Regions from separate parts of the Homo sapiens genome. Here region 2 is linked to region 1. Evidence: chromatin loops called from intact Hi-C (ENCODE). Cell type or tissue: breast epithelium. All regions are shown on one strand. Each heading gives the region's core, and the rest is flanking DNA. Links, peaks and the distances in the headings are about the cores only.

Region 1 (7,587 bases), core at 1,710-6,709:
AGTATGCCATAAGATAGAGTTCTGGATCCTATGTATTTTGTACCCACAGATAATTAAAATAGCATGTGTTGATTTGTTATTCTTCATCTGTTCTTTTTTATTTCAATCATAATTTAACTGTTCCAATTACACTGCTAGAGGATTTTTTTCTTCCTATTTTTTTATTTTTTAAATTTTTTAATTTTTATTTTTTTATTATTATACTTTAAGTTTTAGGGTACATGTGCACAATGTGCAGGTTAGTTACATATGTATACATGTGCCATGCCGATGAGTGTGCTTTTCGGGAGTCACATGGAGAGGCTAAAATGCTACTTTTTTGTGGGGATTTTAAACTTCTATTGTTATGCACTGAAAGAGAGTATAAATGTGTTACTGAACAATGTATTTGCAAATATTAGGTGCTGCAGTAAAATGTAAAGAAATTTCCAAGGCCTGATTTTATGCATTTAGATTAATTATTGATGTTTCTCCTAATTCTGCTACTTGAAAATGGGTGTGAAGAACAAACTTGTTTTCAATGCAGTTTTAAAGGGACTGAGTCTTTGGTAGCTTTATGGACCCACAGTCATCAAATTTCTCATCATTTGAGGTTGTTAATCATTATGATAGTTCAAGGAGATTCTGAGTGAATAAGAAATGAAATTCTATTATTATCTTATCTTTGACTGTGAAGATATTTGACCACAAAATATTTAACTGCTTATACATCTCAACATACTCCATTGACTAGAATAATAATGAGTTTAATAAGCTGAAAAGATTACAAAAATGAATAATACTACTTAGCAGCAGTACTTTCTGAAAGAAGGAATGACAGAGGGGAGCAAAGAGGTATGTGTAGTTATTCTGTACATCTTGTATGTGGTTGTGTGGTTTAAATGCCTTTAGTTTTATTTAGAAGTAGATTTTTTTACTTCAGCACTAATTTCTGGGGTGTTTCTATATTCATGTGTTGCATGCATGATTATGTATGATATGTAAAATTATATATTAATTAATAAAGGGCTTAGTGCATAAAATAGATTTGCATGTTTAATTAGACTCTTATTATCTAGAATGGAAAGGCTAGGAAAATGACAATCAGGGAATATCATAAATGTGAACAAGAAAGTTCCACTAGATAACTAACTTTAAAAACATAATAAAAAGAAACATGTAGTACACTTGCACAGTCCAAAACAACCCATGAATGTGTCCTAACAAGTCCATGAGCAAGTCCAGGCAGCCAACTTTGCCACCATGTTGCTCCTTCTGGTTGTTCATCAACATTAATGGGCATCAGTGGTTTTTTGCTTAGGACCGCCTCTCTTACTGGGCACCACTGTCTGTTACCATGAATACTGGGAGCCATCACCTCTGGGTAGCATTGCTATTGCTTCTCCTAAGGCTACTATTGCTACTAGTACTGTCATTTGCTGTGACATTATCCAGTCACTGCTGATGCTTCCCAGTGAAGCTTGACAACAGTGGACTAGAGCCTCCAAGTGCTATAACTTCCAACGGTCTGTGGCTGAATAGAAGCTACCACTTCTCTTCCCTGAGTGCACTTTAATACCTTTAAGGAGTATCTCTGTCCAAATTAAGAGATTGTACTAGATGTATCATTTTTAACCCTGTAGGCAGCAGAGTCACCTAGGATACTTGGGAAACACAGTTTCTTGACTCTACCTAAGACTTTCTGAGTACTAATCTCTGGTGGTAGATTCCATGAGAGAGAGAGAGAGAGAGAGTTTGTGGGGTGTGTGTCTGGGTGGTGGATGGGTGGGTGTGGGTGGTTAGGTGGGTTTTTGTGTGTGTAATATTTGTAACCAGATACTCCAAGAAACATTCACACAGACAACCCAACATTGTTCTCAGACCAAATTTGAGAAACACAAGTCTAGATGGCCTTAAGGGTGCTTTAACTTCGAGACTGCATTTCACTCTGCAGCTTTAAAGTGAAGTTGTGGTAGTCTCATTCACCTTTGAATTTATATGATGTCCATGCCTCCTTTTTGGATGGTATTCTCTTTTGCAGGTTCAGTTTTTGACTTAGACACCTTTGAAACTACTTGAATTAGGGATTATTCTTTGATAATTTGCTGTCATCAAGTGAATTGAGATAAATATACATTCAGAGCATCATTATCAACTTTGAGGAAATGTAGGCACTTGTGTGTTCATGTTGGACACAGGAGGCTGAGATGAGAGGATCATTTGAACCCAGGAGTTCAAGGCTAAAGCGAACTATGATTGTGCTACTGCACTGCAGCCTGGAACACAGAGCGAGATGCTGTCTCAAAAAACAAACAAAAAAAAAGACGAGTAACAAAGAATTATACAAAATTTGTTTATAATATTTGATACCATTAAATTTACAGGTGCATCTGCATAAATGCTGCATTTTGTGCTCAGATAACCAAGGACATGGCAAAAGCTAATCAGCCTAGGAGGCAGGAGGATTACTTGAGCCCAGGATTTCCAAAAATATATATCACTATGATATATCAATTTTTTATTCTATTTTTCTTTTAGAGACTATTTTTGTAATGGTCTGACTTCTTACATCACAATATGTAGAGATCCACTTAGCTCTCAAATCTATGATAGTGTGATTCGTTTAAATAATTGTATGCTTCAGGATGTGATAGAATTGGAGTTTCTCTTATTCCTGAGTAAAGGAAAGAAAAATATTCATTTGAGTTAAAATAAATTAAGATTGTGTAATCTATGTCTCCTTAGGCCACCCCACCCCGGTAAATGTGGGATTATGTGGGCAGTCTACCAAAGACATTTCCCTAGCCCGCATATCTACCTACCACCTGTGGACTTTCTGATCTTTTTGGAGTCTCTCTGACTTATTTTGGGGAGGGTATAGGGTGTGTTTCAACTGTGTGCTCCTGAACAAGTCCCTGTGTTCTCTTAGTCACTGCCAGACGAAGAAGTGAAGAGTAAAATTCCATATTTTTCCATTTACCTATTGCATTCTTGTTTTTATAGATTTTACTTCAATATATACTATAAGCTATACTACATGTAGTTAATATTTTTACTTTAAACAGTCAATAGTCTTTGTATACGTAATAAAAATACAGTCTTCAGTGAAGTGAGCCTTTTCTGGTGTTTCTTTTACACTTATTTCTTCATAGAACACAGAAGACAACTGAGTAATAGTTATCAAAATGACTCTTCTCTTCCAAAAACTGAAGCATTGTTATGAAAGTTAATGCCCCTGACCTTTTTGCAAGAGGGTTTCTTGGTCAGTTGGTATTCTGTTGGAGACAGATGAAAGAAAACCCAGCCTGTATTGACTGAAGCCAAAAGTTAATTTAGTGGTTTTCCTACCTGTAGAATATGAGGACAAGCTGGCTTCAGACATAACTTAGTCTAGAGGCTTGACAGTTATCAAGAGGAAGTAGTTTCTCTGTCTCTGGGCCCCACTCGGATCTTCTTTTCTCATTTATCTCATTATGGTAACAAGATAACGGTAACTGTAGACATAACCAGAGTCTGCTGCTTAGGTCCAGTTGAAAAGAGACAGTGTCTCTCTTCAGCATCAAACCAAAGTTCTGGTCTGAGTCTCCTTGCTCAGATTCTATCATGTGCCCATAACTAAATCATTCACTGTAACCAATGAGAATGGCTACCTTGCAATCAATCACCGCTGAAGCCCTGAAAACTGACCCACCTAAGCCGCAAAACTTAAGAGGAATGGGTGCCCCCCTTAAAAGAAAGAGTGTTCTGTAAAAAGAGGTGAATGGATGTTAGCTAAAACAGATGGCCATTAGAGTGTTTATGAAAATACAGCTTCTTAGTAGCTCATAACATTAGTACCTTAAAAATGTTCAGATGTGTTTAGATTCTAGTGTATTTTTTCATTTAGATATTATTTTTCTTACTCTTATTTTTGCTTTACTACCCCTGACTATAAAGTTGAAGTCCTTGAGACAGTGAATTGCCTTTAAGTGTTTTAAAATCACCCTTTAACAGTCTTGGAGTACTTCTGAGTCTAAAACCTAAAACACTTTGATAATTTGTGGAAACTCTTCTTTTGTGCAAAGCCTTTGTTTAACGTTGTTAGAGTCGATCTCTTTTTTTAGGGGGAGCCTTAAAAAGACAGAGCTGCAACATAGCAGTTATTCAATTCTGTTTTGAATTATCTGCCATATTGTGAAACAGTGGGAAATGAACACAATCTAGAACCACAGCTAGCATTGCTCCCAGACCTTCTTAGTTACTCTGACCCTAAAGTTGTTTGTTTATCAAGCTTGAGGGAACACTTCTGAATTCTAGCTGGCATTACTCTGGGTTTAACATCTTCCATAAATTAGGAAGAACACTGTCCACAATCTCACTCTGCATAACCTCAAGTCTTCATTTTCTCAAAGCTCACTCCTCTTTCTCCTTGCTTCATTGCAGCTCACAGAATGGGTGAGACTTGTCCGATTTTTTAGGACAAGTGACATAGGCCTGCTATTTAAATGAACAAAGAAAGGACGTATTTTCTACATGGTAATTTGTTTAACAGAACTATTCACCTCATTGCTATTTTGGGGAATTAAGAGTACAAAATACCTTTGAATCTTGTTCAATATTAAGTCATGTTTATTTTTAAAGTGAGAGTCATTATTCTAAGTGGAATAGGATTTGGTTTTTCTGCATTGGCCAATAGCTCAAAATGCTATTTTATAATTATATTGGTTCCTTCCAACTGACCTTGTCTATAGATTTGCAAACACATATAGACATTTTACGTTTTATGTTTTTCAGCTATAGCAAAATATTTTCCTTTTCTAGGTCTGCCTATGGGTGTCTACGCACCTTATATCAACATTTATATCTATAAACATACACGTTTTAGCACCTATACTATTCTATATTTTTAAATTTTGTACCAAACTCCTCTGAGACTTATTATGGTTTACACCCAATCCCATTTTATCTACTTAATGATTGGAGCCACTTTTTTATTCTTATTTATTTCTCTAATGAACTTTGGAGGATTGCAATTTGCTAAGTTCTAGGGTACAACTGTGCTCAAGACAGACCCAATCTCTGCCCTCACAGTATCTTGGTTGGTTACATATTTGCTCTTACTTCTTTCTTCCCCCCAGCTTTATTGAGGTATGATTGAAAAACGAAAAAATTATATATTTAAATTATACAACTTGAAGTTTTGATATACATATACATTGTGAAATAATCACCACAATCAGACTAATTAACATATCCCTGTCACCTGACAGAGTTACCATTTTTTCTTTCTTTTTTGTATCAAGAACACTTTAATTCTACACTCTTAACATATATCAAGTACACAATACATTATTGTTAATTAAAGCACATTATAACTAACTATAATTACATTAGCTATCCATATCATATGCATCTTGCATAACTAAAATTTTGTATGCCCTGGCCAATAACACTTCATTTCCCCCTGTTAACCAGCTCCTGGCAACCACCATTCTACTCTCATCTCTATGAGTTCATCTATTTAAGATTTCATTCTATTCAAGGTGAGATCATGCAATAGTTGTCTTTCTATGTTTGGCTTATTTCACTTAACTTAATGTCCTCCAGGTTCATCTTTGTTGTCACAAATGACTGGATTTCTTTCTTTTTTAAGGCTGAATAGTATTCTATTGTGTACCTATACCGCATTTTCTTTATCTGTTCATCCACTGACAGACATTTAGATTACTTCCATGTCTTAGCTATTGTAAACAATGATGCCATGAATATGAGAGTGCAGATATCTCTTCAACATACTGATTTTTTTTGGGGTGGGGGATACCTAGAAGTGGGATTGCTGAATCATAGTTCTGTTTTTACCTTTCTGAGGAACTTCCATGCTGTTTTTCACAATGGCTATACCAGTTTACATTCCCACCAACAAAAGTTCCATTCTGTATAAGAGTTCCGTTTTCTTCACAACCTCACCAACATTTCTGTCTTTTTGATAATAATCATTCCAAGAGGTGTGAGCTCATATCTCATTGTGGTTTTGATTTGGATTTTCCTGATGGTCAGTGATGTTGAGCATTTTTTCATATGGCTGTTGGACATTTTTATGTCTTCTGTTGAGAACTGTCTATTCATACCTTTTACCTAAGTTTTAATAGAGTTTCTTTTTTTACTTATTGAGTTGTATGAGTTCTTATGTATTTTGGATATTAATTCCTTATCAGGTATATAGATTGCCAATATTTTCTCCCATTATAGGTTGACTTTTTATTCTATTGATTGTTGTCGTTGCTCTTCATGAGCTTTTTAATTTGATGCATTCTCACTTGTATATTATTACTTTTTTTCTTGTGCTTTGGTATCATATCCAAAAATATCATGATCCAAATTAATTTCAAGAAGCTTGTTTCTTATGTTTTCTTCTAGTAGTTTTATGGTTTCAGGCCTTATGCTTAAGTCTTTAGTTCATTTTGAGTTGATTTTTGTATGTGGTATAAGTTGAGTTCAATTTCATTCTTCTGTGGTTGGACATACTGTTTTCCCAACATAATTTATTTAGGAGACCATCCTTTCCCCAGTGTGTGTTCTTGGAACACTGTTAAAGATCAGTTGATGGTAATGGGTGGATTCGTTAGGTTGGTGCAATAGTAATTGTGGTTTTGCCATTACTTTTAATGTTAATTAGTGTAATTTAAAGTAATGGGAATACCACAATTACTTTTGCACTAAACTAATACTTCTGGGCTCTTTCTGTTCCATTGGTCAATATGTCTATTTTTATGCCACTACTATACTGTTTTGATTATTATAGCTTTGTAAGATATATTTAAATCAGAAAGTGTGATACCTTCCCCTTTGTTCTTCTTGTTCAATATTGCTTTGAGAGGCCAGGCACAGTGGCTTACTCCAGTAATCCCATCACTTTAGAGGCTGAGACAGGAGGATCACTTGAGGCAAGGAGTTTGAGACCAGCTTGGGCAACATAACAAAACTCTGTCTCTTCAAAAAAATTTGAAACATAAAAAAATTTCCTGGGTATGGTGGCACTTGCCTGTAGTCCCAGCTACTTGGGAGACTGAGGGGGGAGGATTGCTTGAGCCCAGGAGTTTGAGGCTGCAGTGAGCTATGATTGTGCCACTGCACTCCAGCCTGGGCAGCAGTGCAAGACCCTGTCTCTAAGAGGAAAAAAAAAAGGATTGCTTTGGCTATTGAAGGTCTTTTATGGTTCCATATGAATTTTAGTATTTTTTTCTACTTTTGCAAATAATGCCACTGGGATTTTAATAGCTATTACACCAAATCTGTAGATTATTGTGGGTAGTATGGACATTTTAATAATTTTAATTCTTACAATCCATAACCATGTATGTCTTTCCATTTGTCTGTGTCTTTTTAAATTTTCTTCATCAATATTTTATAATTTCCAGTGTGTAAGTCTTTTGCCTCTTAAGTTCATCCTAAGTATTTTATTCTTTTTGTTACTATTATGAATGGGATTGTTTTCTTAATTTTCCTTTTAGATAGTTTGTTGTTTGTGTATAGAACATGACTTATTTTGTATACTAATTTTATACCCTGAAACTTCACTGAATTGTTTTATTAGTTCTAACATTTTTTTTCTTTTTTTGTAGTCTATAG
Region 2 (7,587 bases), core at 1,608-6,607, 130 kb after region 1:
TTTTTTTGTTTCTTTGCTGAGTTCTGTTTGTTGTTGCTGTTGTTGTTGTTAGTTTGATAACCAAAAGACCCAAACCCTTCCACAAAGGGACTTTCAGCAGAAACAGTGTGGTAGGGACCTGTAGTAAGGGCATGAACGTCACATGGACTTGTTTGTGAATATTCACTGTGACATGCAGTGTCTGTATGACCATAAGCAAGTAACTTGAACTTTCTGAGCCTCGATTTCCTTATTTGAAAAAGAGGATAACAATACCCATTTTTTAGAGCTTTGTGAAGACTGCAGCTAATGTGTGTGCAGTGCCCATCATGAAGCCTGGCCCCTACAGCAATGTGCCCCGTCACTGACGTTTCTTGCCTCAGAATCATATTCATTGTTTTCCTTCTCCAACAAACAGCAGGAACATTGCAAATGTGGAACAAAAATGGTGAAAATAAGAATGATGGGTAGGTCCAAGGGGACAAACAGGACGGTGCTAGAAGGAGGAGTTCTGAAGAGAGGCAAAAATAACCACTGCTGGATTTGTAATCTTGACCAGGTGGTCTTCGTTTTTTCACTCTTCAACACTGTGGAATAAATAGTACAGTTAATATTTCAGGCTTAACTTTTTTGTCATCTGAGACATTCTGAGACATAAGTTATGCTTTCAAGGAGGTGTGTAACGAGCTATGAAAATAAAAAGCTCTGAATTGGAGTCATTTTGGGGGAATGTTGGAGTGAATAGTGTAACTTTCTCTAAATCTGTTTAGCAGCTCGTGGTAACAATATGCCAAATACATAAATTATGTGGTTACAAAAATCAGCTTTACACCCCTGTAATGTCTATTAACATTTGTATTAATATCAAAATGTGTACATTTTAGAGATTTACTATAAAATACATCAAACTGGATGATTTTTTATTCTTGACATTTACAACATCCTTTCAAGATTTTTTTAAAAAACAATATTATGATTCTACACTCACACCACATAATTCTTTTCTGCATTTTATTTGGTTTTTAAATAACTAAAAATTTTAATTGCTTGAGCTGAAAAACTTTAACTATAAAAGTAGTTTAATTATTCAAACAATGTAAAGATTTAATTAGCATCCTGAATTAGAATGATGAATAATGGCTAATATTCTTTGAGTTCTCCTTAAATGGTAGATATTGTTTTAAGGGCTTCACATGTATTAACTCAATTATTACAACAATCTTATAAAATAACATTATGACTACTTTCATTTTACAGATGTGGCACAATGGGGTTAGTGACTTGCCCCAGGTCACACAGTCAGCGTGATCAGTAGTTCAGGCAGTCTGATCTCAGAGCCTATGTCCTTGTCAGTATGCTGCCTCTCTGCAGTAGCATCCGTTTAGTGAATACATAGTATGTGCCAGGTCAATGCTGAGAACTTTGTGTATCAAATTGTATTTCATATAATCTAACCTCTTTAATATCTCTATAAAGAATGACTATTGTACTCATTTTACACATAAGTAAAAGGAGGCTTATAGAAATGAGGTCATCTGCTTAATTCTTGTTATTTTTTTGGTGCTGCTCACTATTCTGTTGCCTTATTTGGTATCTTTGCTGTTTCTGATGCTTCTGTTGGGGAGGCTCCCAAAATTAAGCCACCATCATGTATATCTCTTTGCTCATTTGGTCTTAGTTATATTGACTTTTTCTCCTCCTAAGTACTAATATACATTCCCCTGAGGTGAAAGGGCTCTCTACAGACAGGACTTGTAATTATTTTATAAGATTGCTCATACAGGCAGAAAAGGATTATTGATCACAATTTATCTAATAGCCAGTTCTTGAAACATTTGAAAGAAAGCCCGAGGAAGTTACATCAGAAGGCACATGAGTGGCACCAGCCAAGGAGAAACAAAAAAATCCTTCCCGACACAAGCTACAAAACCAAAATTATCCCAAGAAAGACTGCCCACCGCTTTATTAGTCCCAATTGCATTTTCGAGACCTCATGATCCAGGCCCTATGTCCATTTTAATATTTTCCTTAGTAGGTCTTTGGGTTAGGGGGAAATTAGATTATCCATGGGGCCTAAACTGGCATGCTAGAGCTTCCAGTGTGTGTGTGTGTGTGTGTGTGTGTGTGTGTGTCTATGTGTGTGTATGTGTACACACGCACACATATACACAGGCACCACAAAGATTTCGTTGTCCTCAGAATTTATTAGAACTCATTATATTTAGATCGACACCACATGAGATCAGAAAATGATTGTATTATGTATAAGGTGAGTTTAAACCTTTAAAAATAAAAATAAAGAAAGCTTTACACTTGTTAACTTCTCAAGTTGTGAATTTTATTTTGTATTTAGTGGCAGAAGATGAAATGATTCCAGAAAAAAATTGTCTTTCTAATAAAATAATTCAATTAATAGCAAAATCCTTTGAAATAAATCATTTTATCATGGTGAAAATTAGGATGAAAACTCATGATCATTTACAGTATTCCCCTTTTTCCTTTGGTCATAGCAGTATTTTGTTACCTAATTTAAAGTGGAACATTGTACCTAACAATTACATGTTTTGAAGTACCAGCCAAATATAATGAAAACTTCTGGATCTTGATCAGAAACAATTAGATTTCTCTCAAAATCACTCCTTATTAAAGATCCGAAATAGTGTCATGGTTTGTCATTACAAAGATCTGGGTTTGAACCCTGTCTCAACCAGTTTCAAACTATGCCACCGGGACACAGTAATCTTGTTCTACATAAAATAGAAATAAAATAATCTACTTTATAGGATTGTTACAAGGAAACATGATAATGCTTGCAAAGGGCTTAGCACAGTGCCAGGCAGATGCAAGCCCACAGGAACCTGTGATGGTGTAAGAACGTGGAAATGACAGTGCTTTTTCCTGGGCTAAAGAGGGTCACGTACATTTGCTGCCCTTCCAGCCATGACCCACACATCTCTGTCTTACCAGTTCTTTGGCAGTGGTTTTGAAGAAGGTCAGAACTCCTCAGAATTCAAAGAACAGCTTTGTGCACGGATGTGACTCTTAGAATTCAGGCTTTCAATGAAGAACACTGCATAAAAACATATTGTTAGCAAATTCCGAAAAGATAGTTCTATTTATCAGATTTTCAAAGATAATGCCACTTGGAAAAAAACTAGTAAACGTGTTTCCAGTTTTCTCATTGAGAATCACCCCTGCATTGTTTCCCAGACCCCAGTGATTCACCACCACCTTTTTAAATAACTTATCAATATTTACATATTATGTTTCTTAACATATTTTCACTTTTAACCCTAAATTGTTTCAATAATCTTGTTTCTGTTTAATTATTATCACCAACAAGAAACCAATATCAACTGACATAATAGAAGTTTTAAAAAGTACGTAATTATTCAAAAGAAGGTCTGTTCATGTCCCCTCACATGGTCCTACATGACATTTATTCCACATTTGGGAAATACTCAACCACAGTATCCTTCCTCACTAGTTTCAGGAACATAAAGTTGATCACAAAAGCTTCCCCACTGGAATCCAGTATTCCTGCTATTCTTTAACTGTAGCATTCAGCCTCTTTATTTTAAAGATGAAGAATATGAAAGATAGAGGGTTTAATAATATGCGCAAGGGACACACAGCTTGTTGGAGGCTCTGTATGATATACTGTGGAGAATGTACAAGAGAAAATTAGTTAACAGGTATGTAGGTATAAAATTCACCACTTCTGTGATTAAGGTCATAAAATGATAAAGCAAACCATAGAATTGTAGGGAATGAGTAAAGTGAAAAATTGTAGAACATAGTAGGACCGAGTCTTTTATATATCATTATTAAACGTGAGTTAATGGGATGGATATACTTCTTAGTTCATTGTTTTCTCATTTTCCCCTATGCCATTTTTGGTATGTGATTGTCTCAAACTGACACCTCTCTTTATATTTAATTAAGTTATATTTGTATTCAGTATCCTCATCGTGATCATGAAAAAATAGAGCTGCACTGGGCACTATGCCCCTAAGTATAATAACTATCCTGTATCTCTTGGTTGGATGAGACTTGGAAAATATTAGCCATTGATTTTTCTATCTCCCTTTCAAAGGAATCCCCACATATTCTTGGATATGGAACATGGCAAAGCCCTATGGGAGACACATGTTTTACGTTAACCTCCCCGCTCCAAAAGAAAGCAGTTGTGTTTGCCTTTCTGTCTTCCTTACCCTTCGCAGTTTCTATTAGTAAATGTTTATCGTTTTTATTCTTCTATGCTTTCCTTATGCTGGCCTTCTAGCAACTGTGAGTGAGATAAAAGAACAGGAGAAAGCTCAATTAATTTATTCATGATTTATCTGCCTGACTTTGAATAAGCTCATGTATCTCATAAGAATTTCAGAGCTCCTCCAGTTTTTTAGTTAGCCTTGAGATTCTGGAACTTTAGGTAGAATTGCAGAACTCGAGAGCCATAGGTATACCAAAACTAAAGAGGGAGCGTCATCTTCCCTTCTAGTCCCTAACTGAATAAGGGATGTTGGCTGAATCATACAACACTATCAATTTGTAGACTAAAATGGCCAAAAATAGGCAATTTTGTATAATTGAGCCTATGGGCAGAGGAAAGAACATTCATTACTACCCTGTAACTAAGGTCACTCAACATGGGACTAGCAACAAGTAGACATTGGTTGCCTATAACATACGGACCTAACTACAGATATATCTAGTTCTTGGAAGCCCAATCTTTTGATAAATGTTAAATCACAAAATGAAATAAGCAAAGATGAGATCTAAGCCAGGCAATCAAGTCTCAGCTCTGGACTAATGCAACGAATGAATGAGAATGTAGCCAATAGCTGTTGCTATATGATGAGTGAGGCTGTTTAACAAATGAATGTGCAACTTTGTAATGTGTAGCCAAGATGTAGCCCCATAGAAAACTACAGTGGAGGGCTATTGAATGTGGCAGACACACACACTAATGCAATGAATATTTTAGGGAGCACTATTGGGTAATCTTGTAGGCTGAGAGGGCACATCATCAAGATTCATTAACACCACTCATAATCCAAGGGAAAATTTCCATGCATACATTATGGGAAAGACTATTGTTTAGGATTGCAGATACACATAGCAGGAGTTGCTTTAGATTGTTTTGGGGGCGAAAGTAATATTTTTTTCAGTATTCAAATATGTCTTACGTAGTTATTTCTGATAAGGAAGAAACATTTGTTAATCCAATAGGAAACCATACTAGCTTAGTTATAAAAATTGTATTTTTTTCACTTACTTTTGCAATTTGATCCAATTGAAAAAGTCATGTATTGTGATTTTTATGACAGCATTCTCACATTTCTATCCTTTAAATGTGTTCATATATTTGGGACTTAAAGTTATATGAGAAATAATTTATTTTATTTTAAATTGAAATAGTCACAGGTATACAGCACAGGTGCAGTATATCAGTGACAATCACTGATTCTCAAGGAAGTGAAGGGAGAAGGAGAGGGCAAGCAGTAAATCCTGAGGAATCTTATGTAAAAGAATTGAAGGACCAGTGAAACAAAACAAGATTTTAGTGGTAACCATGGCAACCTCCATGGATAAAGAAGAACATGACGTTTTTTGGTCATTATTATTATTGCATTTCAACATTTATTGACTGACTGCCTGGATGGGATTGGGGCTAATCAATTTTTTCCTGGGAGGAAAAGAATAAATGGAGATGAGGTTTCCCTAAAGGGAAGCCAATGCATTCTAAGAGCTATTAATGAACTTGGGACTGTCAGATGACAAAGGAACATTAAGTTCTCTCTGTTGTACAGTGGAGAGATTTTTTAAACTTAGAGATTATGTCATATAAGGGACAGTGCCCTGACATTTGTGCCAGAGACATCTGACAGGTGAAAAAGATATATGATAAAATTAGTGATGTGGAACCAAAAAAACGCCAGAGGTTAGATTTAAGATTAATCGAGTTCTTGTTCAGAGAGAGAGCCAATAATTTTTTTTTTTTTTTTGGTGAGCTATCTTCTTGTGGAGTCCCTGGGACAAGATTTGTCTAGTGTAGCAGCATAATTAAAGTTCTGCCCTATCAAAGAACAAGTGTTTAGATACATTCTCTTCTGAACTAGTTTAATGCTTGTTCATACCCAGGCACAAGAACAAAACTGTTACAAAACAAAATAACCCCAGAATAAAAGAAAATGAAAGGCTCCTCTTCCATTCTGGGATGTTGGGGGGCAGGTCTGGAAGATAAGCAGGAAGGGGAGTAAAGTCACTGTTTTTATGTCTGGCATTGGCTTGGGTTGTTTGCCAAATGGAAACTGGGGGAGACCTCAGGAAGCTTCCAGTCATGGTGGAAGTTGAAGCGGGAGCAGGCAATTTGCATGGTGAAATTAGGAGCAAGAGAATTGAGAGGTGGGTGCCACACACTTTTAAATGACATAGTATTAGTATTACTATCTGAATAGACCTCCTTCTCTTGAGCAGGATTTCTTAAATCAATCAGCTGGGAATCTGCTTAAAATGAAGATTTTTGGTTCAGTAGAATCATGTAGATTCAACAGAATTTGTTGGGACTCCAGATTTCTTATTTCTAGCAAACTCCCAGTTGATGCCCAGGATGACTGTATCTTAAATTGTAAGGCTTAATCATGGTTGCACCACAGATCACCTGGGGTGCTTTGAAAATTCTTGCTGCCCAGCCCACGTCCCTAAACCAGTGAAAACAGCAAATCCAGAGGTATCATCTAGGGGCTGAGAACCACAGTAGCTATAGGTCAAAGGTGAACCACAGATACATTGATTTGGCTGACAAAGGTTTCACAACTTTTCTTACACTAAAAACATGGGAAGATCTCACATAAAATCTGTACCTTCAGGTTGTATTAGGCCGTTCTTGCCTTGCTCTAAAGAAATACCTGAGACTGGGTAATTTGTTAAAACAGAGGTTTAATTGGCTCACAGTTCTGCAGGCTGTGCAGGAAGCATAGTGCAAGCATTTGCTTCTGCTGAGGCCTCAGGAAGCTTCCAATCATGGTAGAAGCTGAAGCAGGAGCGGGCACTTCACATGGTAAAAGTAGGAGTAAGAGAGGGAGTGGGGAGGTGTCACACACTTTTAAATGACCAGATCTGGTAAGAACTCACTATCACATAGACAGCATCAAGCCTTGAGGGATCTTCCCCCATGATCCAGACACCTCCCACCAGGCCCCACCTCCAGCATTGGGGATTACAATTCAACATGAGATTTGGGCAGGGGCAAATATCCAAACTATATCACAAGTCTTTGTTGAAGAAACAGTATTTCCACCTGGCTGCCATGTGCTGCAGCTATGGCACTCTGTGCCTTTTATTTCTTGTTTGTTTGTTTGTTTGTTTGTTTTAGAAACAGGGTCTTGTTCTGTCACCCAGGTTGGAGGGCAGTGGCATGATTATAGCTCCTGGCAGCTTTGAACTCCTGGCCTCAAGCAATTTTCCCACCTCAGCCTCCCAAGTATTTAATACTATGAGGCACATGTCACCATGCCTAGCTAATTTTTTAAAAATTGTTTTTTGTAGAGATGTTATCTTGCTATGTTGGCCAGGCTGGTCTCAAACACCTGGCCTCAAGTGATC

The links. Peaks named below come from ENCODE experiments on the same cell type or tissue, not always from the same donor. Only the 100,000 strongest peaks of a DNase experiment are listed, where the experiment ranks them.
Region 2: it touches region 1 in a loop (10-fold over the local background); 2 of 110 quality-filtered maps call a loop at or near these places.

Annotation. Positions count from the first base shown.
Region 1 is chr10:51,287,958-51,295,544 of GRCh38, forward strand. All of the region lies in intron 2 of PRKG1 (protein kinase cGMP-dependent 1), which reads left to right. Among named protein-coding and RNA genes, the nearest start is that of MIR605, 7.8 kb to the right of the region's middle. In breast epithelium, for the core only: no CTCF peak of the experiment used is centred there; no DNase peak of the experiment used is centred there; H3K27ac peaks cover 970 bases.
Region 2 is chr10:51,413,834-51,421,420 of GRCh38, forward strand. All of the region lies in intron 2 of PRKG1 (protein kinase cGMP-dependent 1), which reads left to right. Among named protein-coding and RNA genes, the nearest start is that of MIR605, 120 kb to the left of the region's middle. In breast epithelium, for the core only: no CTCF peak of the experiment used is centred there; no DNase peak of the experiment used is centred there.